Linked DNA regions of Homo sapiens: region 2 is linked to region 1. Evidence: read pairs that join two places in POLR2A ChIA-PET (ENCODE). Cell type or tissue: PC-9. All regions are shown on one strand. Each heading gives the region's core, and the rest is flanking DNA. Links, peaks and the distances in the headings are about the cores only. Region 1 holds the start of TMEM125 (transmembrane protein 125). Region 2 overlaps CFAP57 (cilia and flagella associated protein 57).

What was found. Peaks named below come from ENCODE experiments on the same cell type or tissue, not always from the same donor. Only the 100,000 strongest peaks of a DNase experiment are listed, where the experiment ranks them.
Region 2: POLR2A ChIA-PET joins it to region 1 with 11 read pairs; 2 of 35 experiments call an interaction of 5 or more read pairs at or near these places.

Annotation. Positions count from the first base shown.
Region 1 is chr1:43,263,460-43,279,101 of GRCh38, forward strand. It overlaps TMEM125 (transmembrane protein 125), which reads left to right and starts at 6,524. Exons shown (of 4, transcript NM_144626.3): 1 at 6,524-6,626; 2 at 7,222-7,334; 3 at 8,725-8,880; 4 at 9,119-10,543. The coding sequence starts at 9,264. The coding sequence ends at 9,923. RefSeq lists an enhancer at 6,155-6,658. In PC-9, for the core only: no CTCF peak of the experiment used is centred there; DNase peaks (open chromatin) are centred at 3,902 and 7,152; H3K4me3 peaks cover 1,973 bases; H3K27ac peaks cover 1,634 bases.
Region 2 is chr1:43,198,523-43,214,164 of GRCh38, forward strand. It overlaps CFAP57 (cilia and flagella associated protein 57), which reads left to right. Exons shown (of 23, transcript NM_001378189.1): 8 at 1-124; 9 at 868-981; 10 at 8,198-8,410; 11 at 11,221-11,394. It overlaps LOC105378685 (a long non-coding RNA gene), which reads right to left. Exons shown (of 5, transcript XR_007066041.1): 3 at 12,928-13,045; 4 at 7,824-7,870. Among named protein-coding and RNA genes, the nearest start is that of CFAP57, 34 kb to the left of the region's middle. RefSeq lists an enhancer at 7,671-8,870. In PC-9, for the core only: no CTCF peak of the experiment used is centred there; DNase peaks (open chromatin) are centred at 7,329, 8,529 and 8,959; H3K4me3 peaks cover 1,679 bases; H3K27ac peaks cover 4,197 bases.

The DNA of each region.
Region 1 (15,642 bases), core at 2,827-10,826:
AGGCTGGTCTCAAACTCCTAACCTCAGGTGATCCACCCATGTCAGCCTCCCAAAGAGCTGGGATTAGAGGCATGAGCCACTGCACCCAGCCAAAACTTTTTCAACTTTCTATTTTTCTCTGCATGTGCAGAGAAACAAGAAAAACTACATACAACTTACACAGACTATGCACTACATGCCTGGGCTTTCCATCCAGTCCCAGATTTTTTTCTTCTTGTTTTTACTTTAAATAACCAGTCATTTTACTCCAACACAAAAAATTCACCACACAAGATCCTTTCTCATACAAAATTATTATCTTTTCTTTACAATCTTCTTTGCCAAAAATACATCTTCATATCCATGACTTTATTCACACCTCTCTCCCTTACTTACTGGTTCCTTACTACTTTGTTTCATAAATAATCATTTTCAAGTCCATAATTTGAATTAACTTTACTTTTAGATAACTTCTGAATTAGACATAATTATTCTTTTTCTCACTAAATAGCACATTTGTGGCACATTTTATAGACATAATTATATATTAACTATAATTCTTATCCTTGGTAACCTTAAATTTTAGTGAAACCCTAAGAAGCAATAAATCCTGAACTATCAGATATGAGCATTTTATAGCTGAGAACCATTCCACAATTTCTAGAAACATATTTCCCCATATCATAACCCTTTCTTAACTGAAAATGACCCAGATGTCAATGAGCATCAAAAATAATTTTAAGATTTAAAATTACACAAAAAGTTTACCTAAAACATTTATCCCATTTACATGTATTCAATTCTTTCATTTTTAACAGTTTATCTAGATTACTTCTGAAAACAGTTATTAAACACCATCATTTAAAGTTGGTTATTTCCTTGTTAACCAGTTTTTTTCTTTTTTCTTTTTCTTCCTTTTTTTTTTTTTTTTTTTTTTTGTTTGTTTGAGATGGAGTCTCACCCTGTCACCCAGGCTGGAGTGCAGTGGTGCAGTCTCAACTCACTGCAACCTCTGCCTCCTGGGTTCAAGCAATTCTCCTGCCTCAGCCTCCCAAGTAGCTGGGATTACAGACATGCACCAGCGCACCCAGCTAATTTGTATTTTTAGTAGAGATGGGATTTCACCACATTGGCCAGGCTGGTCTCAAACTCCTGACCTCAAGTGATCTGCCTGCTTCAGCCTCCCAAAGTGCTGGGATTACAGGCATGAGCCACCACACCCAGCCTAACCAGTTTTTTCATAGCCAGTGAACTTCAGGTGCTCACTTAAGAGCCTCCAAGTTAAGGGCCGGGCACGGTGGCTCACGCCTGTAATCCCAGCACTTTGGGAGTCCAAGGCGGGTGGATCACGAGATCAGGAAATCGAGACCATCCTGGATAACACAGTGAAACTCCATCTCTACTAAAAATACAAAAAATTAGCCGAGTGTGGTGGTGGGCGCCTGTGATCCCAGCTACTCGGGAGGCTGAGGCAGGAGAATGGTGTGAACCCGGGAGGCAGAGCTTGCAGTGAGCCGAGATCACGCCACTGCACTCCAGCCTGGGCGACAGAGCGAGACTCTGTCTCAAAAAAAAAAAAAAAAAAGCCTCCAAGTTAAAAACATAGGTATTTTAACTAATAACTCAGAAATTCAGCTGTTTTCATTAAACCAACAACATTCATTAGTCTTACTTATCAAAAAATTTGCACAAAGATCATTTGGTTTGGGCTGGGTTTATAGTTTTATAACCTTCTATGCCAAACTCTGACGCCTCAAACTATGTAACAGAGACAAATATAAAATCCAGACAGAAATGTATGCTGACAATTCTGAAGACATTTATATTTTCATTTTACCAATAATTTTAAAACCAGTGTGTTTAGTAAAGATTTACTTAAGTCATGTGAACTTGAAAATTGCTTAGACTTATTTGCTTAATTTATGAGTGCTCTTATAAGCCAACACAACATATAACAGTAAGTGTACATACAAATAAACACATCTAGGTATGTAGACACATACACAAGCGAAAATTCAATAGCTTATACCTTGGAACTTTACCCATGCCATAGCAATACAAACTCACCGGCTTTACATGGTTACACTTTGTTTGCCCTGATAGGTAATCCAACAAAGGCTATGAGCCAAAATTTTGGGTAAAGCAGTTTTCATGGCAGTTTGATTTTTAAGGGCCAAACCTCCCCAGACTCCAAAGAACACTGGGGCTAAACAGCACCAAAGGAAAACATTACATATTAACTAGGCCCGACTCTGCTTAAAACAGCAGAACAAAAGCCTGGATACATGCAACTCCATCCCACGTTCCCATTCAACAGCAAACTCCAGATTCCAAACAATTTTGGGGCCAAAGAGTATTGCAAAAGATTACCAAATTAAATTCTAATTCCTCATGCCTATATCAAATACACACAATCACCAGAACACTATCCAACTACTGCAGCAACAGACAAGCCCTTAGTGTCCAAACTGAAAAGTCAGGGTGCTTCCTCTCTCTTCTGTGTTTGGGCTTGATCAACCAGCAAATGGGAATTCCTTAAGGAATTTCCCAAATTGAGAGGAGCTGACCCCGCCATCTGCTACCCAAAAAAGACGCTCACTTGCCGGGACATAACACACAAGTACAAACAAGTCCCCAAGAGTGTCCATCCTGAAACAGTCATGGTGCTTCCCTCTCGGTCAGTTGGGCTTGTTCCGTCTACAAATGGAAATTCCTTTAAAAATTTCCCAGATTGAGAGGAGCAGATCCTGCTGTCTGGACCCACAAAGGACACTCACCTATCTAGGTGCCTAGCTTGAGTCGGAGGCTCTGTCTAATCAACTATAGCTGCAGTGGTGGGTCAGAAAACATAATCTGGTCGTTGGGATTCTTCCTTGCAGTGAGGATGGTCATGGTGAATGGGACCAATACTCCAAAAGATGTCTATCTCAGGGAACTGTCACTCACTGAGAAGGGAGTGGGTGCCTGGAGGCATTGGAAGCCTGTAGGTGCTATGCCTTATGCCCATTGTTCCCTGAGACTGTCCTCAGGACGGAAAGAACAGTGCCTCTCCACTTAACACTATATCTCCAGCACCCCCACAACACCTGGTCCACAGGAGGGATACGATCAGTGGATGCTGAATGGATTCATTCTTTTTTTTTTTTTTTTTTTTAAGACGTAGTCTTGCTCTGTTGCCCAGGCTGGAGTGCAGTGGCTCGATCTCAGCTTACTGCAACCTCCACCTCCTGGGTTCAAGCGATTATCCCGTCTCAACCGCCTGAGTAGCTGGGATTACAGGCATGTGCCACCACACCTGGCAAATTTTTTATATTTTTATTAGAGATGAGGTTTCACCATGTTGTCCGGGCTGGTCTTGAACTCCTGACCTCAAGTGATCTGCCCACCTCAGCCTCCCAAAGTGCTGGGATTATAGCTGTGAGCCACCGTGCCCGGCCTAATTATATTATTTAATCCCCTTACAACTATATAAACTAAGTTCTGTCATCCCCATCTTACAAATGAAAGAGACTGAGACACAAGGAGGTTAAGCAATTTTTCTCCGGTTACACAGCTAGAGCTGGGGCTTGAACCTTCAAGATCAATCTAGCTCCAAATCCAGTGTTCTTTCCACCATTTATTCATTCAACAAACATTTATTGAGCACCTACTCTATGCCAGTCCTATTCCAGGAGGTAGGGATAGGACAGTAAACACACACAAATCTTTCCTTCATAAAGCTTACAATCTAGGAGACAACATTTCAGATTGATAAGACAGATATATAGCATGTCAGAGTGATAGTGCTGAGGAGAAACATAAGGAAATAAAACACAAGGGCAGGGGATAGGAAGTACTGGGAGGTTGCAATTTGAGATGAGGTGGCCAACAAGTCTCCCTGAGAAGATGCCATTTGAGAACATTCCTGAAGGAGGGAGGGAGGGAGGGAGCCATGTGGGTCAGAAGCATTCCAGGCAGATGGAGCTGCTGGTGCAGAGGCTCTGAGGCAATAGGAATGAAGCCAGAGAGGGCCTTATGGCGGTGGGAGGACTCTGTTCCTCTGAGGAAGGCGGGCTGCTGGAGGGACTCTGCACCTCCTAACTGAATCACTCGGGCCACTGGGTTGAGAACAGCCTGTGGTGGGAACATGGCAGAAGCTGGGAGACAGCCCCACAGCCTCTGTGTTCTCCCCACAGTACTCCCATTCACCACCTTCTTGTGGATCTGCGGGTGGTTCGTCCGCACCTTCCGCTTTGTGCCCACGGCCACCTCCTCCTCCTGACCTTCACCGTCACCAATCTGAATTACCCCAACAACCTCTGCTTTGGGGACAGAGTTCAACAGCCCTGTGAAGAGCCTGCCTTTCCACTTGACTCCAAGTTACTTGATAAGACCCAGAACTAGAATAGAGACTTGCCCAATCAATGTTTAAACCAACGAAGCTTTTAGGTGTTGTTTCTCCCATCCAAAAATTTCCCTTCAAACCCCTAAGGGAAGGGGTAAAGGAAGGAAAATTTCATGGGTCCCCTGCTGCAGCTCTGCCTGGGACAGCTGGCCCATGGGTCTGGCTGGGACTGGACCTGGGGACCAGGGTGGGTAAATAAATGTCAGATGTGTGCAAGAGGAATCTGCAGCCAGCAAGCCCTGTTGGGCCCCTGGCTCCCCTGCTCCTCTGAGTCAAGCCCCTTTATTATAAAGGGGATACCTTTATAATGCTTTGCAAATTGGCAGGATGAACACCTGCAATGCCACACCACTGTCTCCCCACCCCACTCCGCCCAACCATCCTCCTGATCCAGACTGCACTGACCTTTTTCTGAGGGAAAGGACATCTAAAGCCATGCCATCCAGTAAGGACACAGCCACATGACAGATGTGGTGCCTGGGCATTTGCAGTGTGGCTGGGATAAATGAGATGCTCTGTAAGTATAAAATAATACCTACCAAATTTTCAAGACTTTTGGTTCACGCCTGTAATCTCAGCACTTTGGGAAGCCAAGGCAGGAGGATCGCTTGAACCCAGGAGTTTGAGAACAGCCTGGACAACATAGCGAGACCCCCATCTCTATTTTTAAAAATAAAAATAAAATACCCTGTACAAAATAAAACTGTAAAATAGCTCATCAATAACATATATAAAAATGTGTTTTGGAATTAAAATGTATTAATTTAAATGTATTAATCTCATGGGTTTCTTTTTCATTTTTGAATGCAGCTATTAGAAAAGTTTATATATGTAGCTCACGCTATATTTCTTTTTTCTTCCCCGTGCCCCAGCCCCCGCCCGCAGACGGAGCCTTGCTCTGTCACCCAGGTTGGAGTGCGATGGCACAATCTCGCCTCACTGAACCTCTGCCTCCCAAGTTCAAGCAATTTTCCTGCCTCAGCCTCCTGAGTAGCTGGGATTACAGGGGCCTGCCACCATGCCTGGCTAATTTTTGTATTTTTAGTAGAGACGAGGTTTCACCACGTTGGCCAGGCTGCTCTTGAACTCCTGACCTCGTGATCCGCCCACCTCAGCCTCCCAAAGTGCTGGGATTACAGGCGTGAGGCACCATGCCCGGCGGCTCAGGCTATATTTCTAGCGGACAGGGCTGTTCTAGAATTATGACTGGCCTCCAGTCATCTCCGCAGAACAAAGCAAAGAGATGCGAAAGCAGGTCGAGCACCATTATTTTGTGAACTGATAATAACAAGATAAGGGTGATCTTGTTTTTCTTTTCTAGTTCATACACATCAGGAGGAGAAAGCAAGAGACATCACAGGGGCTGATCCAGGAGATGAGGGACAGCCTACAACAGCTCCAGCCAGCCTGCCCTTCACCAGTCCGGAGGGTGGTGTGTGTGTGGTGCCAGATTTGCCTATTAGAAGCTCCCACCATGTCCCTATTAAACTTTAGAACCCTCCATGGGCCCCTTACACAGCCCAAGTGCCTCACTATGGGCCTTCAAGACCCTGAACAGCCTGAGCCAAACTTGTCTTTCCAGCTTCCTCTCACATGCTTCCTGCTCAAAACCCCCACAGCTGTCAGTTCATGCTATCATTTAGTCTGCTAATCAATCATTCAACAAATATGTATTGATTACGTCCTACATACTAGCTACTGAGGTCATGATGATTAGCAAAAGAGGCACTGTCCGTCTGCTTGCTGGGGACCACACATCTAGCAGGGAATGACAGGTAAATACATAATAGGCAATTAAGCATATTGCAGTAAGAGTAGTTGTTGGGGAAGCACAGGGGCCATGGGTGCACCAAAGAGGCACCTCTAAACCAGCCTGCAAGTCAGGGAAGGCTTCCTGGAGGAGGTGGCATCTCAGTTGAAGAATGCAAGTTGCCCAGACTGAGGCTGGGGAGTGGCAAATATCCCAGGCAAGGGAGAACTCTTGAGTTCAAAAACTGGAAGGGCAGAGAGGAGGGCAGGGTGCCAGTGGCAAATGACTGGCCTGGTGTATATGGCAGGGGCTTTATGAGCCTTGTGAAGGAGTGTGGCATTTCTTCTGAAGTGTTTATTCTGGGAGTTCCTGTCTCCTGCCTGAAAGGCCTTCACCCCTCCTCCCTGTTCACTCAAATCCTGCTTCCCCAGTAGGATCCAGTCTGTGGGGCTCATTTGAGGGAGAATGAGCACGGGGCTTTTGGAGGCTGCAGCCTAGGGCCAAGGGATGGAGGTACTGGGGCTGTGTTTGGGGGTCCGCTGATGTTGGAATTTGGGGCTAAAGCTGGGTTTGAGGTTGGCGTTGGGTTTGGGGGCTGGATTCAGGAACAGGAGTCGAGGTTCGGGCTGAGCGTGAGGTTGGGATCTAGGACCTTAGTCCAGAATTTGAGTTGGAGTTAGGAGTTGGGGGCTGAGGTTTCTAGCCAGATTAGGGGTTGGATTTGGAGTTGGGACTGGAATTGAATTTGGAAATGGGGCTGGGGGTTGGGGCTGAGATGTGACGCAGGAGCTGGGGCAGGGGTGGAAGCTGGGAGTTCTAGCTAGGGTTTGCAGCTGCAGCTAGAGTTAGGGGTTGGTTTTGAAGCTGGAGCTAAAGCTAAATCGGGGTCGGAGCTGTGGAATGGGTTGGCGCCCAGGCTCTGGGGCAGATAGACGACATTCCTCCTGCTGCCCAGGTCTGCGAATTGTGTTCCGAGCCCTAACTGCAGCGGACAGAAGCCCCTCCCTTCACAGGAATGCCTCAGCCCAGCAGAAGGAGCAGTGCCACGTCAGCCAATCGGCTCAGGCCCTGCCCTGGAAACGACACCTGTTCATCCTCCTCCCGGCAGGCTCACCTGAGTGCAGGTTAGGCAGGTGAAGTGTCTCCCCGGAAACCAAGCTAGAGTGCCCCACCTGCTCGGCCCTGCCTTCTCGGATCGGATCCAGCACATCCAGGCTTCTCGTGAGTTCCCCCATTGTCCCCCAACGCCCCACCGCCCCCATGTTCTCCCACTCGCTTCTCCCCTGAGAACCTCCACCCCGCCCCCAGCCTGACACCCGTTGTCTCAGCACACCTGTGCAAGCATTTTCAGACCAACGAAGTCACAGCCCAGGGGAATGCTGGGACTGACTCCACGGCCACGCCCACCTCCCCCACTTCCTTGAGAGCATCGGCACCAGCCCCCGCCCACCTCGGGGGTAGGGGTCAGCCTCTGCAGAGGAGTCTCCGGGAGGACAGATACCTCGTCAGGATGTAACCTGTGCACGGCCACATAGTAATATTCCCAGAATGACCCAGGACCTACGTCTTCTGCCCTGTCCTGCCTTGGAGGGGTAACATCGTTTTCATGTATTCAAAAAGCACGCTTTGAGCATCTATGCAGGCTCTAGGCCCCACTGGAATTCTGAAACGAAGATGTCAGGTGACTCATCCCCACCCCTCAAGATAAATGTTATTGTCTTCACTTTTCAGACAAGGAGACTGAGGCTCTAAGAGACGAACCATTCAGGCTTCCTGGCCCCTCCCCCAGACCCCTCTCCTGGGCTCTGCAGGGCTCTGGGCTGACTAACCCACACCCACACTTAGCACAGGCACTGGCCTGCTTGCTTCTGTCTCTGTCTTCTGCTGCAGACTGGGGCTCCTTGAAGGCAGGGACCTCATGTGCTTTATTTTTGCCCAATGTGAGACATGCTTTCCTCTGGAGGACAGGTTAAATCAGCAGCCACTGTTAGGTGCCTGGCCATGTTCCTACCGGTGGGAAGGACTGGAGCTGGGGTTCAAATCCAGAGCCCTCCTTTTTCCTTTGCTCCACTTTAGAGAAATCGTGGAGGAGGATGGCATGGGGGAATGGCGAGTGTGGAGAAGAGCAAGGGGAGCAGAAAGACCAGTGAGGAGGTGGAGGCGGGAGCCAAGGATACGAGAGCAGGGAACTGGCTAGAGAAATGTTTAGAGGTGGAGCCCCAGGGACAGGACGTGGATTAGATACAGCAGAGGGAGGAGGAGCTGGCTGAGAGGGCAGTGATGCCATGCCTGAAGTGAGGAACGCAGAAGGAACAGGTTGGAGTAAGACAACGAGCTTGGGTTGGGACCTGTTGCATCACAGGGACATCAAGGTGACAATTGACTCAGGACGGAGATGTAGGTTGGAGAGAGGAATTTGGGAACTGGCAGCTTATATTACCAAACTCATGGCTGTGAGATTGGATGGGATGTTAGGGGAGGGAGGGTGTTAGGGGTCTGGTCCTAACCCACAGAGAAGGAGGAGACACAGCCCTAAAAGAGAAGTGTCAAGGTCAGTCAGGCTTCTGGTTCCAGAAGGGTTAAGTCATAAGCGCCCCCTCCATCCCCACAGCTCCTCCCGAGGAACCAGTGGTGACAGCTGAGGCCATGTGAGTAGGATCCTGAATGAGGCTTTATCTCTGGCTGTTCGTCCCATCGTCCACCGTGGCACCAGCTCCCTCAGCCAGCCGGGATGGGACCAGCGACTGAGAGAGCCAGAGGCAGAGAGGTCAGGGCCTGGGTGAGGGGATTCCCTGGAGGGTTTTAGGGGGTACCCTATGGGCAGGGTACTCCCCTGGGGTCATTGGAGAGCCATTCCCAAGGGACAGTACTGCAGAGGGGGCTATCCCAGGGGAGATTCGGGGGAACACTGGGGTGGATTCTCAGGGATCATCCCCAAGGCTCCCAGGTGGGACCGTGGGGGACAGGTGGGCTGGGAAGGTAAGACTGTGATCCTTCCCCTACAGGTGAGGGTGACCATATCCTGGACTGTGAGAGGAATGGGACTCTGGGCCTGTAGCTGCCAAGCAGGTGGCAGGTGCTCCAGGCTGTGATCTGAACCCTCTGACCCCTGACATTGACCTCCTACCCTGACCCCTGCCTGACCAAGCCATGTCTGAACAGGAGGCTCAAGCCCCAGGGGGCCGGGGGCTGCCCCCGGACATGCTGGCAGAGCAGGTGGAGCTGTGGTGGTCCCAGCAGCCGCGGCGCTCGGCGCTCTGCTTCGTCGTGGCCGTGGGCCTCGTGGCAGGCTGTGGCGCGGGCGGCGTGGCACTGCTGTCAACCACCAGCAGCCGCTCAGGTGAATGGCGGCTAGCAACGGGCACTGTGCTCTGTTTGCTGGCTCTGCTGGTTCTGGTGAAACAGCTGATGAGCTCGGCTGTGCAGGACATGAACTGCATCCGCCAGGCCCACCATGTGGCCCTGCTGCGCAGTGGTGGAGGGGCCGACGCCCTCGTGGTGCTGCTCAGTGGCCTCGTGCTGCTGGTCACCGGCCTGACCCTGGCCGGGCTGGCCGCCGCCCCTGCCCCTGCTCGGCCGCTGGCCGCCATGCTGTCTGTGGGCATTGCTCTGGCTGCCTTGGGCTCGCTTTTGCTGCTGGGCCTGCTGCTGTATCAAGTGGGTGTGAGCGGACACTGCCCCTCCATCTGTATGGCCACTCCCTCCACCCACAGTGGCCATGGCGGCCATGGCAGCATCTTCAGCATCTCAGGACAGTTGTCTGCTGGCCGGCGTCACGAGACCACATCCAGCATTGCCAGCCTCATCTGACGGAGCCAGAGCCGTCCTTCTTCTCACAGCGGCCTCAGCGTCCCCAGAGCCGAGCCAGGGTGTGAGTGCATGTGAACGTTGAGTACACATGAGTGCGTGTATGCCCCCAGGCTGGGTCAGCTCTTCTGTGGATTGCATGGCGTGTGATTAAAAGCCCATGTGTTCCCACACATCCACATCATGGGAAGGTTAATGTGTGCCTCCTTGGAACTGGGTGTTGGTGTCCATGGAACTTCCTCTCTGTATCTCAGGTCAGTAGGCGCAGAAACGCCTCATGATGAAGATTCTTGAGCCCCATTTCCAAGACCCCTCACATCCAATCCTGTCCTGTAACATCCATCAAGGATTTCCATAGGGGTGACTGGTGCCCACCCAAGACTGCACCAGTGCCTGCTCATTGAGGAGAGTAACTGCTGGCCAGGCAGAAAGAATATGGGCTCTGCAATGAGACAGACCTGGAGGGGACTCTCCCGTTGAGCACTAGCAGCTGGAGGAGTTGGGAGTTCATGGCTATCATGGTTGTGTTAATCGATTGTGGGGATGAAATGTCATTGTGTATGGAAGGCGGGGCTCATGGCTGATTGGCAATAAAATGGCGGCTGCCGTTGTCATTGTCTCCATCTCAGGATCTCACCTCAGAGACCCTTCCTCCCCTACCCCAAGCCCCGCCCCATCCAAAGCAAACTCCTCACTCCTATCTCAGCCTCATAAACCGTGCCTTGAGGGTCTCCTCAGTCAGGCCTGTGGTTTCTCCTCTTAGGTAGGGAGAGGACGGAGTGGATGCCAGCCTTGGGAAGGTGGTCGGTTTCCAGTCCCAGGGAGAGGTGAGGGACCTGAGTCCTTCGCATTTGCTCACATGCTAGTTCAATATGAGGCCTTAAGTGTTTGGTGTTATCAGCTGGTTTCTCTGGCAACTGCACCTCCCTTCGGTTGTGCCTCTTCAGCGGATTCCCTGAGGGTGGTTGGGAGGCTACATCTCCCTGCCCCACCTCTGAAACCAGAACATCCCACGTCTGGGCAGTGGCTGCACCAGCTGGCCTGCTCTAGGTTCCTGGGCATGGGAGAGGTGTTTCAAATCCCCTAGGGTGGTGAGAGTCACTTCCTGCTTGGAGTCAGCCCTGGGAGGATCTCCCCTCTGTAGCATGCAGTGCCATTTCCTGGCTGATGGTGAGCCACGGGAAGCAGCACTCAAGTGTTTCATCACTTCCTGCTTCTCGAGGTGCAGACTGCATGAAGCCCGTGGAAGATGCCCAGAAAAGCAGGGAAATGAGACCTGTCTCCAAAGAAACGTTACAGTAGAACTACAGAGGCTCTGACAACAAAAAGTTGGCTTTCAGCAGAAAAGGTCAAGGATGTCTCCTGGAGAAAACACGGGGCTGACAGATGAGGGGAAGAGTGTTGCCAGTGGAGGGAGGGAACAGCGTGAACAGACCTGGGAGAGAAAGACAAGGCGTGTCCCAGAACGCCAAGGACAACAGAAATGGCTCCCCTGGGTGCTCCAAGGGTGCCTCATACCCACCATATTCAAAACTGACCCTGCTCCTCTCATCTTGAATGAGCTCCTCTCTCTCACCCGGAGGTGCCACGCTCAGGGGGCATCTAGAGTAGAGACTCGGTGCAATGCTAGTTGGCACCGTCACTGTCTCCTCACCCAAGTCCACTGACAAATCACCAACTCCTCTGGTTTCCCTCACACAGATTTGTCTGACAATCCATATCTTCATGCTCACTGCCCAGAAGGGACCCTCTTCATTCCTGCCTGAGTGGCACATCGGCCTCCTCCTCTCTCCCTGCTTCTGCTCTTTTCTCTTCATTCCCCTTCCCCCTGCCATGCACACACACATCCCTTGAGCCAGAGTGATCATCCTAAAGCTAAAACGAAAATCTGCCTCAGAGCCTGTCTGTGGCTGCCCATACCTCAGCCTTCCCAAGTGCTGGGATTATAGGCGTGAGCCACCACACCCAGCCGACATAGAGTAGGTTCTTTATTGGATGGATGAAGGACTCCGGCATGGCCAGATGGCAATGAGTGTGCAAGGAGCAAGGAGAGACCCACCTATAGCTGGGAGGGGATAGGGAAGGTAGGCCACTGCCCCTGTTGGCCCTGAATCTGTCCCTCCCAAAGCCCCCTGCTCTCTACCTCAGTTCTCACTCTTCCTGAGTTCCCAAGGGCAATCTATCACTATGACCCACTCCTGGCCTGATATGGGACTACAGAATGTCCTGCTTTCCTGTAATATGGGGAGAAATACCCTTTCCTTTCATCTGAGACAGGGTTAGACTCTTTTGCAATTCTCACATTATTTCTTTTCTTTTGAGATCAAGTCTCACTCTGTCACCCAGGCTGGAGTGCAGTGGCGTGATCTCTGCTCACTGCAACCTCTGCCTCGCAGGTTCAAGCGATTCTCATGCCTCACCCTCTCGAGTAGCTGGGACTACAGGCGCATGCCATCTTGCCCGGCTATTTACAATATTTCTTTTAAGAAACTAAAGAAAAAACAGAAGCCCAGAGGCTTAGAAAATGGGGAAAGAGAGGGTTACCTGGCATAAGCATCTGACTGAGCAGCTGCCGTGGGTGAGTGGGTGAGCACCAGGCTCTCCTGGGAAGGACGGGAGATGGAGACTAGGGCTCATGGCCCCAGGGCACTGATCCCATAGGGTAATGGACACCCAACTGTAACAGGAGACAGGTGATGGTACCAGCTAGGTAAAGCACGGGCAGGGAAGAAATGTGTCTACCTCCTCAATCACTGAAGTAGGCTTCCCACAACCTCTTGCCTGCAGCCTGCTCAAATCATTTCACTGAATACTTTCTTTGCCTCCATTGCAACCAGAAGCCCACTGGCATCTCCGTTCTCCCTCTGTAAAGCTGCTGCCTCCTGACTTCACTGCCCCCTCCTGCCCACCCCCTTACCATCTAGTTAAGGTTCTGTGGCCATCATTTCACCTGCTCTTTGAGGGACTTGTCAAGTCCTTAGCCCTCTGCCCTTGGGTCCCACCCTCCCAGCCAAACCCCCTCCATAGACAAATCCATCCATCTGCCTTGGATGCGCCCGCCCCACTGTGAGTGGCCATTAGAGAAATCTGTACAGCCAGACAGCCTGCTGTCACTGCGAACTCCTCTATCAAGTTCTCAGCTGAGGCCAGGCACGGTGGCTCACGCCTGTAATCCCCGCACTTTTGGAAGCTGAGGCGGGTGGATTGCTTGAGCCCAGGAGCTCAAGACCAGCCTGGGTAACATGGCAAAAACCCCGTCTCTACCAAAAATACAAAAAAGAAGTTCTCAGCTGAATCTGCACTGCGGCTCCTCAGTGACACTGCCTTTTCCTGGTTGGCTCCTGCTCCTACCGTGACTCTGAAGTTCTCTCCACCCTCTTCACCACCCCCAACCCCCACATCCTCCCACCCCAAACACCACTCTCAGCAAAAGACAGCCTCCTCTCTTCATGAGAAGGCGAGAGCCCGTGACAGGAGCCCCTCACCACGGCCCCCACCAAATCTATCCTCACTTACTCCTACTTGTCCAATGGCCTTGGCAGCCCAGCAGAGGAATTTGGACTTTGTCCTCAGGACACTGGAAAACATGGAAAGACTTTCGCCAGGGGAGTAGGGTACTGTGGCCAGAATAGGATTTGGGACTTGCTGGCTGCGGTGTGGAGCCAGGGATTGGCCTTAGAAGAAAAAGAATGAGAAGAAATGGCCAAACAGCCCGTCTCGGCTGGCCACTGAGGGACGAGAAGAAGTTGGCCCAGCTAGAGAGGTTAGGAAGAGTATCCCAGAAAGAAGGAATAGCACAAAGAAGGGTCCAGACCTGGAAATCTAAACTGGCATTGGATGAAGGAAAAATCCAAAACAAGGGCTGATGGAGAGACAGCACAGCCTTGTCTGGACCTAGAGGCTCCCATCGGTGGCAGTGAGGTGGAGAGAGGAGCTTGACACATGTCCCTCCTGGGTTTAACATTCAAACTCTAGGTTCTCAGCCATGTCCCTTCATATCTGAGACTGGAAGAATATGCTCTAGAAACTGCCAAATCTGGTCCAGTCCAGGTGGTCCTCACATCACATCCAGTCACATCTCACAGGAGACCTTGGGCCTCTGGACACTCAGGTCTCAGACCTTGGAGGAGCTTCCTCCAGGCCCCAAGGGACCTGCACATGCCCCGTCATACTCAGCTCATGCAGGAGCACAAGGACAGGGGCTGCCTTCCTGCCTTTTGCAGGGGACCTGTGAGACTCCCCTGGGCATAGCCCTGGCAGCCACCCCAGATACCTGGAGGGCAATAGAAGCTGAGGGCCAGGCCCGGCCAGAGATGGGACACACCAGCTCTACCCTCATGACCTGCTCTCCCAAAACTGGACCTTGTACCCTGGGACTTCTCAGCCGCTATTCACTGTAGAGGGTAAAGGTGGGAGGACCCAGCCCAGGCAAGATGAGAGTCCAACAGCCGAGACAGTCCTTCTCTGAGTCTATTTCATCGTTACTTCAAGGTGAGATAATGGTGTTATTGCGGAGTGGGCAAATTGCAGTGAACTTGTTTGAGCCTCATCTTCTCAATCTATAACATGGATTAAGCAGGGCTGTTGTAAGAAAATGCTAGAACAGCCTGGTGTGATGGCTCACGCCTGTAATCCCAGCACTTTGGGAGGTCGAGGTGGGCGGATCACTTGAGGTCAGAAGGTCAAGACCAGCCTGGCCAACATGGTGAAACCCTGTCTCTACTAAAAATACAAAAACCTTAGCTGGGCGTGATGGCACATGCCTGTAGTCCCAGCTACTCAGGAGGCTGAGGCAGGAGAATCACTTGAATCCAGGAGGTGTGGAGGTTGCAGTGAGCCGAGATCGCACCATTGCAGTGCAGCCTGGGTGACAGAACAAGACCTCCGTCTCAAAATAAAAGTGCTAGAACAACATCAGTACTATTATTCTACAGCAGCAGAGATTCTATTTCAAACCCTTTGCTGTCCTGACCAGATCTTCCAACCTAAGTCCTGAGAAAGAGACAGTCAAATCCCCAGCGGGAAGGGAATGAGGAGGAAGGAGATGGGGCAAGCGTCTCCCTCAGAATGAACACAGGTTACCTCTTATGAGGAGCTGTTGCCCTCGGGGTGCCCGCAAGGATATCACTAACACTGCAGAGCACTTGCTCCGTTCCACTTGGCATAGACTCATTTAATCCTGCTAACAACCTTATGAGGTAAGTACTGTTGTAATCCCCATTTCACTGAGAAGTTGGGTCACTGAGAGGCTAAGTAACTTGCCCAAGGTCTCCCAGCATACATGGCCGAGCCAGGATTTAAATTCAGGTAACATGTGCCCTCAACTCACCTTGCCAGTCTGCTAGGATACTGCTGGAGTGTTTTTTCTTTGGTGTTTTGTTTTGTTTTTTTTTTTTTTTTTTTGAGACTGAGTCTTGCTCTGTCGCCCAGGCTGGAGTACAGTGGTGTGATCTCGGCTCACTGCAAGCTCCGCCTCCTGGGTTCACGCCATTCTCCTGCCTCAGCCTCCCGAGTAGCTGGGACTACAGGCGCCCGCCACCACGCCCGGCTAATTTTTTGTATTTTCAGTAGAGACAGGGTTTCACCGTGTTAGCCAGGATGGTCTCGATCTCCTGACCTCGTGATCCACCTGCCTCGGCCTCTCAAAGTGCTGCGATTACAGGCGTGAGCCACTTCACCCGGCTTACTGCTGGAGTTTCTTAAACGTCATGTTGGTGGCTTT
Region 2 (15,642 bases), core at 4,688-12,687, 63 kb before region 1:
CATCAGCCTTCATCCATCTGGACACTTCATTGTAGTAGGGTTTGCTGACAAACTACGCCTCATGAATCTACTCATTGATGATATACGTTCTTTCAAAGAATACTCTGTTAGAGGATGCGGAGAGGTAAAAAAAAAACTGCTGAAGACAAAAGTCCAGTTTCTTAGAAAGCCACGGCTGAAATATCAGGAACTAACATGATCTGGGGAGGTGGGACCAAAATCTGTCTTGGAGAACTACAGTGGCTTAAAAAAAGGGGGAAGGAGGAAATCCAGTTATTTTCCCAGCAACCTTATTGAGTATATGGTTCCATCCCCATATTCTTATGTCCACCAGACTATTTCATTGAACCTAAAACCTTGTGAGATCCCCGCTATGATAAGTCCTGTCTGTAATTGTGGAATATTAACAAATATTTTAAAAGAAAAGTAATCTCAGAATCAGAGTCACAGCTAAGAAGGTGAGGTTGGAGACGGAGGAGCCAGGGAAAAATAAGCATCAATGGTGAGAGGTAATAAAGAGCGCATCAGCTTTCCCTGAGGTGTCTTGCAGAAACAAGGCAATGATTTCAGGAATTACTTCCCCGGCTCTGAAACATGCTTCTACAGGCAAAATGATTGCTTGTGGTCCCAACGGCTTAATGATTTGTGGGCCTGACAGTGTCAGCATCTGGCCACTATGAGTTACAGGAATAATGAAAGTGTCTGAAAATGTCAGCCACTCCTCAGTCTCATTTGCACCTTCCCCCCACTCCCACCCTCACACGTAGTTTCAGTCTGAACTCGTTGGGAAAAGCACCTCTTGACTGTAACCTCTAATTAGACTGCTCACTTCCTGCTTGCTTGCTCTCTTGCTGTCTTTCCCTATAGTGTTCCTTTAGCAATGGAGGTCACCTGTTTGCTGCAGTCAATGGAAATGTGATTCACGTTTACACCACCACGAGCCTAGAGAACATCTCAAGCCTGAAAGGACACACAGGGAAGGTAAGTGAGTGAACAGTCTCTGGGGAAACAAGGGGCACGGAGCCAAGTATGCCGCCAGCCAGTGGGATACAGGTGAACAAAAGAGAGATGGTTCCTTTCCTCATGGGTTCACTGTCTACTTGGGGAAAGAGACAATAAAACAAATGCACAGACAAATGTAGTTACTAATTGCAGTTCCACTGAAAGAAAAACATGGTGTTGTTGTGAGAGAAATAATGAAGGGGGCGGCATAATTTAGGTGGCTGTATTTGCAAAGGCTTGGTCCTATAAGAGTGAGTAGGAGTTAATCAGACACAACTGGTGGGGATAATCACTGCAGATAGGGATCCAAAGGCCAGAGATGGGAGACTCATAGGGTGTCAGAGAACGTGAAAGTCTGTGGGCCTGGAATGTGGTGCCAGGATAAACCGTGGGGTAAAGATGGGCTGAGATTGGAGAGGTCACAAGGGCCCAAATGCATGGAAACTTGTAGGCCTTGTAAGGATTTATCCTTCTTATTTCTTGAAATCATGGAAGACTTTCAGGGCAGAGAATATGACCGGATTTGCATTTTGAAGGATTACTTTGGCAGCAGAGTGAAGACTATTGAAGGGGGCGAGGGTAGAAATGGTGAGGAGGCTATTGTGGATATCTACACCATAGATAATAGTGGTGGTGATACAGTTAGGGAGAAGTGGATGGATTCAAATGATTTTAGAAAGTAAAGTCGTGGTGGCTTATGCCTATAATCTAAGCACTTTGGGAAGCTGATGTAGGAGGATCGCTTGCACTCAGGAGTTCGAGACTAGCCTGGGCAACATAAGGAGACCCTGTTTCTACAAAAAGTAAAAAATATTAGCCAGGTGTGGTGGCACACACCTGTGGTCCCAGTTACTTGGGAGGCTGCGGTGGGAGGATCACTTGGGCCCAGGAGGTCAAGGCTGCAATAAGCCATGATCACACCACTGCACTCCAGCCTGGGTGACAAGAGTAAGACCCTGTCTGAAAAAAAAAAAGAAAGAAAGAAAGAAAGAAAAGCAAAAGAAAAAAAGAAAGTAAAATCACTAGGTCCTAGAGTAGTAGATTAGATGTGAGGCATGATTAAGAGGGAGAGGCATAGAAAGGGTAAGAAGTCAGCAGATGAATTTGGAGATAAGAGGCCATTGGAAAAGAGAGGCATTCTAGGCAGAAGGACTTGTTGGAGATGATGAAATGGAGGTATGAAATAGGACAGTGCTCATTGGTTCATATGGCTGGAACACTGGACACATTTGAGCAATGATAGAGGGAGTAGGAAAGGTTGGCTGCATCGCAGAAGGTAGTGTATGCCATGCCAAGGAATTGGACTTTAGTCTCTAGGTGACGAGAAACAACGGAAAGGATTTAAGCAAGAAAGTAATGGGATCAGAAAGGTAACTCTCTGAACAGTATTGAGGAAGGATTAGAGTGGAAGGAAATTGGAGTGATGGAGAGCAGTTAGGATGTGAAGGTGAAAGCTGGGTTAGGAACTAAACCATGACTTTAGTAGCGGAGGCAGAGAGAAGAAAGAGATGAAGTTCCATTTTGGCCATGTGATATTTGACGTGCCCAGAAGTGTGATGTATGTGTGTGGAGGTCAGGAGAGAAGTCAGGGCTGAGTATGAAGATTCGGGGAATTAGAAAGTAGAGGAAGTCAGAGGCATAGATTAGATCACCAAGGGCCTATGTAGAATCTGAGAAGAATATTGGACAGCAGAGGGAAGACCAACATTTAAGAGACTGGTGAAAGAAGAGGAGCCGATGAAAGACTGAAAATAAAGATACAAAGAGAACTTGGAATCAGATAATTATCTCAAAGAAGCCAAGGAACTAAACAATTTCTGAAAGGTTGAAGTGGTCAGTGGTACTAGATGTCAGAGGGAGGTCATGTAAAGTCCAAAACTGACCGTTGACTTTAGCAAATAACAGATCATTGGAAGGAAAAGTAAAAATGTGTGGAAAGTGAAAGTGCTATGTAAACACAAGCATTTTTGTTTGTTTTTGAGACGGAGTCTCACTCTGTCACCCAGGCTGGAGTGCAGAGGCGTGATCTCGGCTCACTGCAACCTCCACCTCCTGAGTTCAAGCGATTCTCCTGCCTCAGCCTCCCAAGTAACACAAACTCTTTTTTTGAGACAGAGTTTCGCTTTCGTTGCCCAGGCTGGAGTGCAATGGCACAATCTCAGCTCACCGCAACCTCCGCCTCCCAGGTTCAAGCGATTCTCCTGCCTCAGCCTCCTGAGTAGCTGGGATTACAGGCATGTACCACCACACCCGGGTAATTTTGTATTTTTAATAGAGACGGGGTTTCTCCATGTTGGTCAGGCTGGTCTTGAACTACTGACCTCAGGTGATCCACCCACCTCGGCCTCCCAAAGTCCTGGGATTACAGGCGTGAGCCACCGCGCCTGGCCCACGGACATTATTAATGAGAGCTGCTGAGCCTCCTCAGCTTCAGCAATATAATTAGTCTTCAAGTGACTGTGGAGATGCGGATGAAAGTACAGAAAGTGATTCTGATGCCCAAGCTCACCAGTCCAGGAAAACAGCCATTTGTTTCATCACTTTACAAGTACTTAAAACACTGGTCTCTAATTAGGGATATATGTTAGAATGACATGTGTAACATTTTTTACAAATACAGATACAGGATGCAGCTAAAGCTATGCATACAGGGAAATGTATAACCTTAAATACATATACTGTGTTAGAAATGAAAAAAGATACATAAGCATCCATCTCAAGAAGTTAGAAAAAGAACAGCAAATTAAATTCAAATAAAAGGCAGGAAATAAAGATAAGAGCAGAAGTTAATAAAATAGAAAACAGACAAAAGATCATCAAAGCCAAAATTTGATTCTTTGAAAACACGAAATAGACAAACCCTTGGCATGACTGATGAAGAAAAAATTAAGAGTGTGGAGATACCAACAACCAATATGAGGATTAAAAAGGGGATATCACTAAAGGTCCTATAGACATTAAAAAGATCTGAAAGGGGTCCGGGCGCAGTCACTCACGCCTGTAATCTCAGTACTTCGGGAGGCTGAGGCAGGCGGATCCCTTGAGATCGGGAGTTCGAGACCAGCCTGGCCAACATGGTGAAACTTCATCTCTACTAAAACTACAAAAATCAGCCGGGTGTGGTGGCACACACCTGTAATCCCAGCTACTCAGGAGGCTGAGACAGGAGGATCGCTTGAACCTCGGAGGCGGAGGTTGCAGTGAGCCGAGATTATGCCACTGCACTCTACCTTGGGTAACAGAGTGAGACCCTACCTCAAAAAAAAAACAAAATGAAAAAAAAATTGAAAGGATATTATGAACTTTATGCAAATAAATTTTAATATATAGATGAAACTGACAAATTCCTATAAAAATTGAATCTGTAGGCTGGGCGCAGTGGCTCACACCTGTAATCCCAGCACTTTGGGAGGCTGAGGTGGGCGGATCACGAGGTCAGGAGATGGAGATCATCCTGGATAACACGGTGAAACTCCGTCTCTACTAAAAATACAAAATATTAGCCGAGCATGGTGGTGGGCACCTGTAGTCCCAGCTACTCGGGAGGCTGAGGCAGGAGAATGGCATGAACCTGGGGGATGGAGGTTGCAGTGAGCCGAGATCATGCCAGTGCAGTCTAGCCTGGGCAGCAGAGTGAGACTCTGCCTCAAAACAAAACAAAACAAAACAAAACAAGAAGAATCTGTAACTTAAAACCTTTCTACAAAGAAAACTCTAGGCCCAGATCTTATCACTGGGGAATTTTATCAACATTTAAGGAAAAAAAAATAACACTATCACTAATCTTGAAAAAAACTCTTCTAGAGAATTGGAAAAAGAAGGAATACTTTCCAGTTATGTTCTATGAGGCCAAAATAATTGTGATACCAAAATCTGTCAAAGACACCACAAGAAAAAAAAATAAGCTAGTCTTTTTCATGAGCACAGATAGAAATATATATTTATATATATATTTTAGACGGAGTCTTGCTGTGTCACCAGGCTGGAGTGCAGTGGCACCATCTCGGCTCACTGCAACCTCTGCCTCCTGGGTTCAAACGATTCTCCTGCCTCAGCCTCCTGAGTAGCTGAGATTACAGGTGTGCGCCACCATGCCCAGCTAATTTTTGTATTTTTAGTAGAGACAGGGTTTCACCATTTTGGCCAGGATGGTCTCGATCTCTTCACCTCATGATCCACCTGCCTTGGCCTCCCAAAGTGCTGGGATTACAGGTGTGAGCCACCGTGGCCGGCCAGCTTTCAAGATTTTCTTATCTTTGGCTTTCAACATTTTGTTTTTGATGTGTCTGGATCTAGATTTCTTTGCATTTATCCTACTTGGAGTTTATTGTACTTCTTGGATGTGTAGGTTAATGTTTTTCAACAAATTTGAGATTTTTCAGCATTATTTATTTGAATATTTGTTGTTTTTCTCTCTTCTCCTAGTGCTCTCATTACAGTACCATACGTGGGTGCATTTAATGGATGCCCACATTTCTCTGAAACTCTGTTAATGTTAATTTTTCTTGATTAGTGTTTCTCTCTGTTCTTCCAATTGCACAATCTCTATTGAGCTATTTCAAGTTTGCCAGCTCAAATCTACTGTTGAGCCTTCCAGTGAATTTTTCGTTTTGGTTATTGTACTTTTCAACTCCAGAATTTCCATTTGATTTTTGAACTAATTTCTGTTTTCTTATTATATTCTTTATTTGATGAGGCTTGTCATCCTACCTTCCTTTAATTATTTAAGCGTAGTTTCCTTTAGTTAATTGAACTTATTTGTATTAGCTACTTTGAAGTCTTTGTCCGCAAAATCTACCATCTGGGCCCCTTCAAAGGCAATTTCTATTGCCTGAATGCTTTCTTTCTTTCTTTTTCTTATTGGTTACACTCTTTTTGTTTGTTTGTTTGTTTGTTTATGTTTCAATTTTTTGTTGGCTGAATATTTTAGACAATATATTGTAGCAGTTCTGAATATGTGTCCCCCCAGGGCATTGTTGTTGGTTGGTTGGCTGATTATCTGTTTCGTGACTTGGCTGAGCTAATTCTGTAAAGTCTGTTTCCCCTGTAGTGAGCAGTGTCTCATATCACTACTCAGATCTATTTTTCATCTTTTCTTTTAGCCTGGCTACCTAGGGTTGCCCATGAGTTGCCTAAGCTGCTTATTAGTTACAGATGGTGCATAAACCCCCTTAGACAATTAGGTTTTTACCTTTTACTACCAGATTTATGTGTGGCTTGGAAAATGCTATCACAGTTCAGAGAGTGATGGCTTTTGCATCATGTTCAGCCAGAGACTGGTAGTTTGGATGACCCCTTTCTGATTGTTCATAAGAGGGTACAGCCTTGGGCATGCACAGAGTCTTCCAGGCTGCGAGGGATGAATATGATTTCATTTTTAAGCCTGGCTTCCTAGGAGATGCCCCTGGGTCGGGAGAGCTTAATGTTCCGCATTTGGTAGACTGTTGTGTTTGGTAGGCCCGTTGTGCCAGTGAGACTCTGCCCTATGTTAACGGGTCTTTGTGTAGCTTAGGAGATGCTTTCAAGTTTTCCTCATATCCCACTCTGACTGCACCTGAATCAGTACAGTCTAACACATACACAAGACCTTCCAGCCTCTAGAGTTGTCTGTTATCCCTGAAGGACTCTTCTTCTCTGTCCCTTTCCCTTGTTCTATCAAAATTCCACTCCTCTATATCATTTTGCTTACATCCTGGAGTTATCAGCCTCCTCTTAATCACTTTCCACCAAGATCTCCACTGTTTTAGACAATGCCCATAGGCATGGACTTTTCCATGTTCTATTCCAAATAAAGTCAGCCCCCTCAAGCAGAGCTGTAGAGCTCCCTGTCTTAGCACCTGACTTTCCCACAGACAGAACCTTTGCTCCACTGCACCAGAGCTGGGGCGGGGACCTGCTTTTCCAGGAGTAACATCCTCACTTCTGTGAGTGACACTTGAGGTGTGTGCGTGTGTGTGCACATGCGTGTGTATGTGTGTGTGCACGTATGTAAGCCCCTGGTCTTTTTGGCTTGCCCTTCATGGCTTGGAACTTTCACTCTATAAGCAAACTGGGTCAGGAATCATTAGGGCACAGTTATTCTCAGTATGCTGAGCTTAGAGTGGAGTTTCTTCCAACAAGTGACAATGGGCCGAGGGGAAGAGAGTCTGAGCCCTCTTGGCCACACCTGCTTGGAATAGAGCTTCTGCAACATGGGGCTGGGGTAAGAATAAGAAATCCCAGCAGTTTCCCTTTCCAGACCGAAACCATAGCCCAAGATCAGGAGCTATGGGGAGAGGGAGTCGCTTATCTTGGCCACATCTGCCCAGAGTGCACAGCAGTGAAGTTTCTGGAGCTGAGGCCGTAACAGAGCGAGTCATGGCTTAAATGCAGCAGACTCTGTTCTTACTGGGATTGAGTAGATTTTCTTGAATAAATGTTTTTCCATTTGCTGTATTCCCTGAGGACAATTTCCAGAGACATTTTATTTATTTTATTTTAGACAGGGTCTCACTCTGTCACTGAGGCCAGAGGGCAGAGGTACACTCATAGCTCACTGCAGCCTCAGCCTCCCCAGTTCAAACCATCTTCCTGCCTCAGGCACATGCCACCATGCCCAGCTTATTATTTTTATTTTTATAAAGACAGGGTTTCACTATGTTACCCAGGCTATTCTCAAACTGCTGGGCTCAAGTGATCCTTCCACCTCAGCCTCCCAAAGTGTTGGGACTACAGATGTGATCCACTGCACCCAGCCTTCTAAAGACTTTAAATGATTATTTTTTATCATATTTACCAGTTAACCTACATTGTCAGAGAGAAGGTCAAGTTGAGGTTCTTACCGTGCCATTCCAGAAGTCCACTCTCTCTGTGCTATTTTTGCAAGTTTCTGTGAATACATAATTATTTCAAAAATGTTTTGAAAAAACAGCAATAATTGGTTGGTTCTAGCCTTAAGAAACCTGTAGGATTCAGTCTTTACGTTCATAAAGTGAAAAAGAAATGAGAGTGTTTCATCTTCAGTAATTTGCAAGCGTCATAGAAAACAGAATGTGAACGTTCACAAGAAGCTATGTTTTGTGCTAACAGAAGGGCCTACAGCAGGAAAGGACGTTCTGCTCAGTCTAGTGGAGCACCTAAGGAGTTTGCACCCTTTTCTGTGTTAGGGTGTAAGTGTGTGTACACTCTTCACTGGATATGTCTTCCTCTCCTGCAGATTCGCTCAATTGTGTGGAATGCAGATGATAGCAAACTGATTTCTGGTGGCACAGATGGTGCTGTGTATGAATGGAATCTGTCCACAGGAAAGAGAGAGACAGAATGCGTGCTCAAGTCTTGCAGCTACAACTGTGTTACTGTCTCCCCCGATGCCAAAATTATCTTTGCTGTTGGATCAGACCACACCCTCAAGGAGATTGCAGATTCCTTGGTGAGTCTGCCCCTGCCCCGCCTCTGGGCTGGTGCACGGATCTGCAGGGACAGCTTCCCGTGCTTACAGCACAAAGTATGCACGGAATGAGGGCCTCTGCATACAGGGCCCCTTCTTCCCAAGATAACATCAGGCTCCTCATTCCTTTTAGATTAGCTCAGTTATCGTCACTTCCTGAATTTCCTGCCTAGTTTCCTTCCTGACTGGGTGAAATTGTAAATTGCGGGGCTCTTTTTCATTTCCCTTTTACTTGCTGTCTGTAACTTCTCTCCCACCTTCCAGGCATGGAGGTCATGTCATCTCTAAACTGTACTCTTACCCTTGGTCTGCACTTACATTCCTGGGGTAAAAACCTAACTACGGTATGCACTGAGTAACACCAATGATGGACCACATGGACTGTAAGATTGTAATGCCATAAGATTATAATGCCAAATGTTCACTGTACCTTTTCTGTTTAGATACACAGATATTTTCCATTGCGTCACAGTTGCCTACAGTATTCAGCATAGTCACATGCTGTTCAGGTTTGTAGCCTCGGAGCAGTAGGCTCTACCACATAGCCTAGGTGTATAGTAGGCTGTCGCAGCTAGGTTTGTGTAAATACACTCCGTGATGTTTGCGTGACAAAATAGCCTAACCATGTATCCCATATCAAGCGATGCATGACTGTGCAGTGAGCTGCTCTCACCTAGGCTTGCCACTGTATTCTTTTGAAATCCCCAAACTCTGAAACCGTACAGTTACATTGGGCTCCAAATAGTGAAGGGAAAAGAGAGGAGCTCAGCAAGGATGCATCATACAAACATGGGCTGTGCGCTCCTCCAGCTGGTTCCTCCCACTTTTCCTGTGACTGGTGCCTGGGAAAGTGCGTAGATACCACGGCAGCAAGCTAGCCCAAGGCAGATCTCCCGTGGCTGGAACACAGCTGACAGTATGGTGACTCTCCTGTGTACCCCCGAGTAGCCTGGTCCTAATTCAATGGCAGCTATCAGTGCTGTGCCAGAATAAAGCCCCTTTAGGGCAGGGCCATCTTTTGCTCCTCTTGGCAGCCCTACTAGCTGGCACATTGTGTGGTGCACAGCATTCAATAAATGTGTGTGTAGGCATGAAAAAATGCTCATCATCACTGGCCATCAGAGAAATGCAAATCAAAACCACAGTGAGGTACCATCTCACACCAGTTAGAATGGCAATCATTAAAAAGTCAGGAAACAACAGGTGCTGGAGAGGATGTGGAGAAATAGGAATAATTTTACACTGTTGGTGGGACTGTAAACTAGTTCAACCATTGTGGAAGACAGTGTGGTGATTCCTCAAGGATCTAGAACTAGAAATACCATTTGACCCAGCCATCCCATTACTGAGTATATACCCAAAGGATTATAAATTATGCTGCTATAAAGACACATGCACACGTATGTTTATTGTGGCACTATTCACAATAGCAAAGACTTGGAACCAACCCAAATCAATGATAGACTGGATTAAGAAAATGTGGCGCATATACACCATGGAATACTATGCAGCCATAAAAAAGGATGAGTTCATGTCCTTTGTAGGGACGTGGATGAAGCTGGAAACCATCATTCTCAGCAAACTATCGCAAGGACAGAAAACGAAACACCGCATATTCTCACTCATAGGTGGGCATTGAACAATGAGAGCACTTGGACACAGGGTGGGGAACACCACACAACGGGGCCTGTCGTGGGATGGGGGGAACAGGGAGGGATAGCATTAGGAGATATATCTAATGTAAATGACGAGTTAATGGGTGCAGCACACCAACATGGCACATGTATACATATGTAACAAACCTGCACGTTGTGCACATGTACCCTAGAACTTAAAGTATAACAATAATAATAATAAAAGAAAAAAAAAATATGTGTGTAGGTGGGTGGGTGAATGAGTGCATGAATGAGTGAGGGAATGAAGGGGCGCTCTGATAGTACAGTAGTCCCACCTTACCCACAGTTTCAGTTACCTGTGGTCAACCAAGGTCCAAAAACAGGTGAGTACCATACTGTGAGTAAGATATTTTGAGAGAGAGAAATCACATTCACACAGCTTTTATACAGTATTCTTATAACCGTTCTATTTTATTATTAGGTATTATTTATCTCTTACTGGACCTAATTTATAAATTAAACCATATCATAGTTATGTACGTATAGGAGAAAACCATAGTATATATAGGGTTCAGTACTATCTGTGGTTTCAGGCACCACTGGGGATCTTGGAACATATCCCTCAAGGATAAGGGGAGACTAATGTATGGTTTTGCTTATGTAATGAGCATTAATAAATGCTTGCTGAATGCATTTATGAGCAATAGCCCATTCTCATTTTGAAATGCACCCATGCATAGCAGTCAAAGCAGAGACTGGAGCCCACCCAGGTACATGAGTTGAAGCAAATGCCTTTCACACAGATGGTCCGTCATCCATAGACTAGGGATAACAGTAACTGCCTCAGAGGGTTTCGTGAGGATTGAATGAGTTGCAACATGGAGAAGGCACAGAACAGTGCTTGGCACATAGTAAGTGCTATATGAATATCTCTCTCTATTAGTATTATTCCTAACTCATGAACCTGGTTATTTACCAGCAACACAACAAGGAATATCTAGTTTGCGCCTTTTTTTGTGCTAGGCACTATACCGGATGCCAAAAGGGGATAGAAAAAGCATTTTTTAAAGACAAGCCCCTAGGGATCTGTTAGAGCAGAGGGCGAGAGAGTATGGCACTGGGACGTGGGGGCCACAGCTCGACCCCTCACACTGAGCAGAGCTGCCTGTGTCTCAGATCCTTCGAGAGATATCGGCGTTTGATGTCACCTACACCGCCATTGTCATCTCGCATTCTGGACGCATGATGTTTGTGGGCACCTCGGTGGGAACCATTCGTGCCATGAAGTACCCTCTGCCTCTGCAGAAGGAATTCAATGAGTACCAGGCCCATGCCGGTCCTATCACCAAGGTGAGCAGGGCCCTCTCCCCAGGAACCCAGTCCCACACCTGCCTGCTACGTGCCTTGTTCATCCCTTCAACCTCCCAATGTCTTTTCTCTCTCCTTCTTCTCTCTTATTTATTCATCCATCATTCATTGAATCACCATCTATTGACTATGAATATACTCTTTGTTTAAACTACTTCCAGGAATTTAGCCTAGGAAATCATCAGAGATACACCTAAAAATGTATGTACAACGTTTTCACCATAATATTATGCATAATAAGGGGCCGTTTGGTGGATGCCGTAGCTGCCGTGAGTGTGGGCTGCACTTGACCACAGCTGCCTCCTCCTCCAGAGAATGCCCCAGACTGAAAGGAGCCATAGCCCTGAAGATTGGCCCCTACCTCTCCCTGAGGGTACAAAAGGCCACCCCAGGGGCAATACCATGAGTACACATTTGTAAATTGTCCTTCCATTCACCCTTCTCATAAAGTAGTATCTATGTTCAACAGTCAAAATGTGGAAGCAACCAAGCATCCATCGACAGACGAATGCATAAGCAAAAGATGGTATATCTATACAATGGAACAATACCCTGCCTAAAAAGGAAGGGAATTCTGCAATGTGCTACCACATGGATGAACCTTGAGGATGTTATGCTAAATTAAATAAGGCCAACCACAAAAAGATAAGTACAGTGTGATTCCACTTTTAGGAGATACTTGGAGCAGTCAGAATCACAAAGACAGAGTGGTGGTTGGCAGGGGCTGCAGGAAGGGGGAATGAGGAATGATTGTTTCATAGGTATAGAGTTTTGGTTTTACAAGACAAAAGGATTATGGGGGTAGTTGGTGGCAATGGCTGCACAACATTACAAATGTATTTAATAACATGAACTGTACACTTGAAAATGGTTAAGATAGCAAATTTTACAGAATATGTATTTTACGACAATTTTAAAAATGAAATAAAAAAGAATTATCTTGCACGCGAAATGGTTGCCAAGAAATCATAGCCAATAGTAAATTAAAAGTTATTCATAGTGCAAAAAAAAAAAAAGTAATGTCTATACCTACACTGGACCCCCCAAAAAACAGGCACTGGGAAGGTATGTGTCTCTTCTTCCTTACTCTCTCTTTCTGCAGATTGAATGACACAGCACCTGAGGTTTTGAGTTATATCCCAAACTCCTTAGTGGCTTACCTGCAACACTAGCTGTATTAAGAAAAGGTTTCTCATTATAAAACAGAACATTTCTGTACCAAGCCTGGGCCTTGGGTCCAAAGTAAATTACTACAACATATTCCACCTCTTCCCTTCAGATCTGCTAAGTTTTGTGGATAACATATTTATTTTTCTGATTATAGAAGCAATGCATATTTATTTTAAAAATAAAAATCCTTGCCAGGCGCAGTGGCTCACGCCTGTAATCCTAGCACTTTGGAAGCCCAAGGCGGGCAGATCATGAGGTCAGGAGATAGAGACCATCCTGGCTAACACGGTGAAACCCTGTCTCTACTAAAAATACAAAAAATTAGCCGGGCGTGGTGGCACGTACCTGTAGTCCCAGCTACTCGGGAGACTGAGGCAGGAGAATCGCTTGAACCTGGGAGGCGGAGGTTTCAGTGAGCCGAGATCGCACCACTACACTCCAGCCTGGGCAACAGAGCAAGATTCTGTCTCCAAAAAAAAAAAAAAAAATCCTCATAATGGTATCATCATTTCTTTGATGCATTTCCTTCTACATTTCCATGTGTGTGTGTTTTAAATAAAATTAAGATCATACTGTGAGGCCAGTCTCGTGGCCTGCTAGTTTTTAACTTCACACTACTGTAAGCGTTTGTCCATACAATTAAATATTCCTCAGAAGCATGATTTTAGTAGCTACACAAATATCCTATCCTATGATGGACTGTAACTTACTATTCTCTTGCAATTAGGCATTTAAATTATCTTATGATCTATAGTGAACAGCCCAGTTTACAAATTTATATGTGCATCTCTGATTCTCTCCTAAGACTAAATTCCTAGAGAGAGAATTCCTGAATTCAAGAGTATTGCTATTCTCAAGATTCTTGACACATACTGCTGATTGTGAGAAGACATTTTTCACAGTTAATCCTTTTGTTTTAACTTTTTATCTTGAAATACTTATAGGTTTAGAGGAAATTTTAAAGATGGCACAGAGTTCCCGTGTATCCCTCAATCAGTTTCCCCCAGTAATTACATCTTCTAGAACTGTAGCAAAATATCAAACCAGAAAATTGACATGGTCCACAGTGTATGTAGTTCTGAATTATTTCTCACATGTACAGTCTGTGTAACCACCACTACAATCACACTATAGAACCGTTCCATCCCCACAAAGATCTCCATCTGCCCTTCAGAGTCCTACCACTCCTCCCGACTATCATCCCGAATCCCTGCCTACCACTAATTTGTTCTTATTTCCATAACTTTTGTCATTTTGAGAACTGTATATGGAATTATACTGTATGTGGCCTTCTGAAAATGGCTTTTTTATTGATACGTAGTATTTGTACATATTATGAAGTACCTGTGATGTTTTGTTACAGTCATAGAGCATGTAATGATCAGGTCAGGATATTTAGGGTTTCCATCCATCTCGCGTATTTATGATTTCTGTGTGTTGGGAGCATTTCAAGTCCTGTCTTCTAGCAATTTAAAAATATACAATATATTGTTGTTAACTATAGTCACCTTACTCTGCTATCAAACATTAGAACTTATTTCTTCTTTGACCTGGCACGTGGGTCATGCCTGTGATCCCAACACTTTGGGAGGCTGAGGCAGCCAGATCACTTGAGGTCAGGAGTTTGAGACCAGCCTGGCCAACATGATGAAACCCCCGTCTCTACTAAAAATACAAAAATTAGCCAGGCATGGTGGTGCACGCCTGTAATCCCAGCTACTCGAGAGGCTGAGGCAGGAGAATTGCTTGAACCTGAGAAGCAGAGATTTCAGTGAGCTGGGAGATCGTGCCACTGCACTCTTAGCCTGGGCAACATAGCAGACTCTATCTCAAAAAAAAAAAAAAAGAAAGAAAGAAAGAAAAGAAAACTGATTTCTTCTATCTAATGTTTGTATCTGTTAGCCAATCTCTCTTTAGCACCCCACCAACCCATACACTCTTCCCTAGTATCTATCATGCCACTCTCTACTTCCATGAGGTCAACTTTTTTTTCTTTTTTTTGAGATAGAGTCTCACTCTGTCGCCCAGGCTTGAGTGCAATGGCATGATCTCCGCTCACTGCAACCACCGCCTCCTGGGTTCAAGCGATTCTTCCACCTCAGCCTCCCAAGTAGCTGGGATTACAGGCACATGCCATCATGCCCGACTAGGGTCAACATTTTTTAGCTCTCACATATGAATGAGAACACACAATATTTGTTTTTCTGTACCTGACATATTTCACTTAACTTCACGACCTCCAGTTCCATCCATGTTGCTGCAAAAACATGATTTCATTCATTTTTTACGGCCAAATAGTATTCCAGTGGGTATATATACCACATTTTCTTTATTCATTCATCCACTGATGGACACTTAGGTTGATTCCATATCTTTACTATTGGTGGTACAATAAATATGGGGGGGGCGGTGGAGCGCAGGTATCCTTTCAATCTGCTGATTTCCTTTCCTTTAGAAAAGTATCCAGTAATGAGATTGCAGGATTGTATGGTAGTTCTATTTTTAGTTTTTTTGAGAAGTCTACATACTGTTTTCCATAGTGGTTGTACTAATTTACCTTCCCACCAACAGTGTATAAGAGTTCTCTCTTCTCCACATTCTTGCCAGAATCTGTTATTTGTTGTCTTTTTGATAATACCTACTCTAATTGGGGTAAGATGGTATCTCATGGTGGTTTTGATTTGCATTTCCCTGATGATTAGTGATGTTGAGCATTTTTTCATATACCTGTTGGCCATTTGTATGTCTTCTTTTGAGAAATGTCTATTCATGTCCTTAGCCCACTTTTTTTTTTTTTTTGAGATAGAGTTTTGCTCTTGTCACCCAGGATGGAGTGCAATGGTTCAATCTCGGCTCACTGCAACCTCCCCCTCCTGGGTTCAAGAGATTCTCCTGCCTCAGCCTCCCGAGTAGCTGGGATTACCGTGCCTGCCACCACGCCCAGCTAATTTTTGTATTTTTAGTACGGATGAGGTTTCACCATGTTGTCCAGGCCGGTCTCAAACTCCTGACCTCAGGTGATCCACCCTCCTCAGCCTCCCAATGTGCTGGGATTACAGG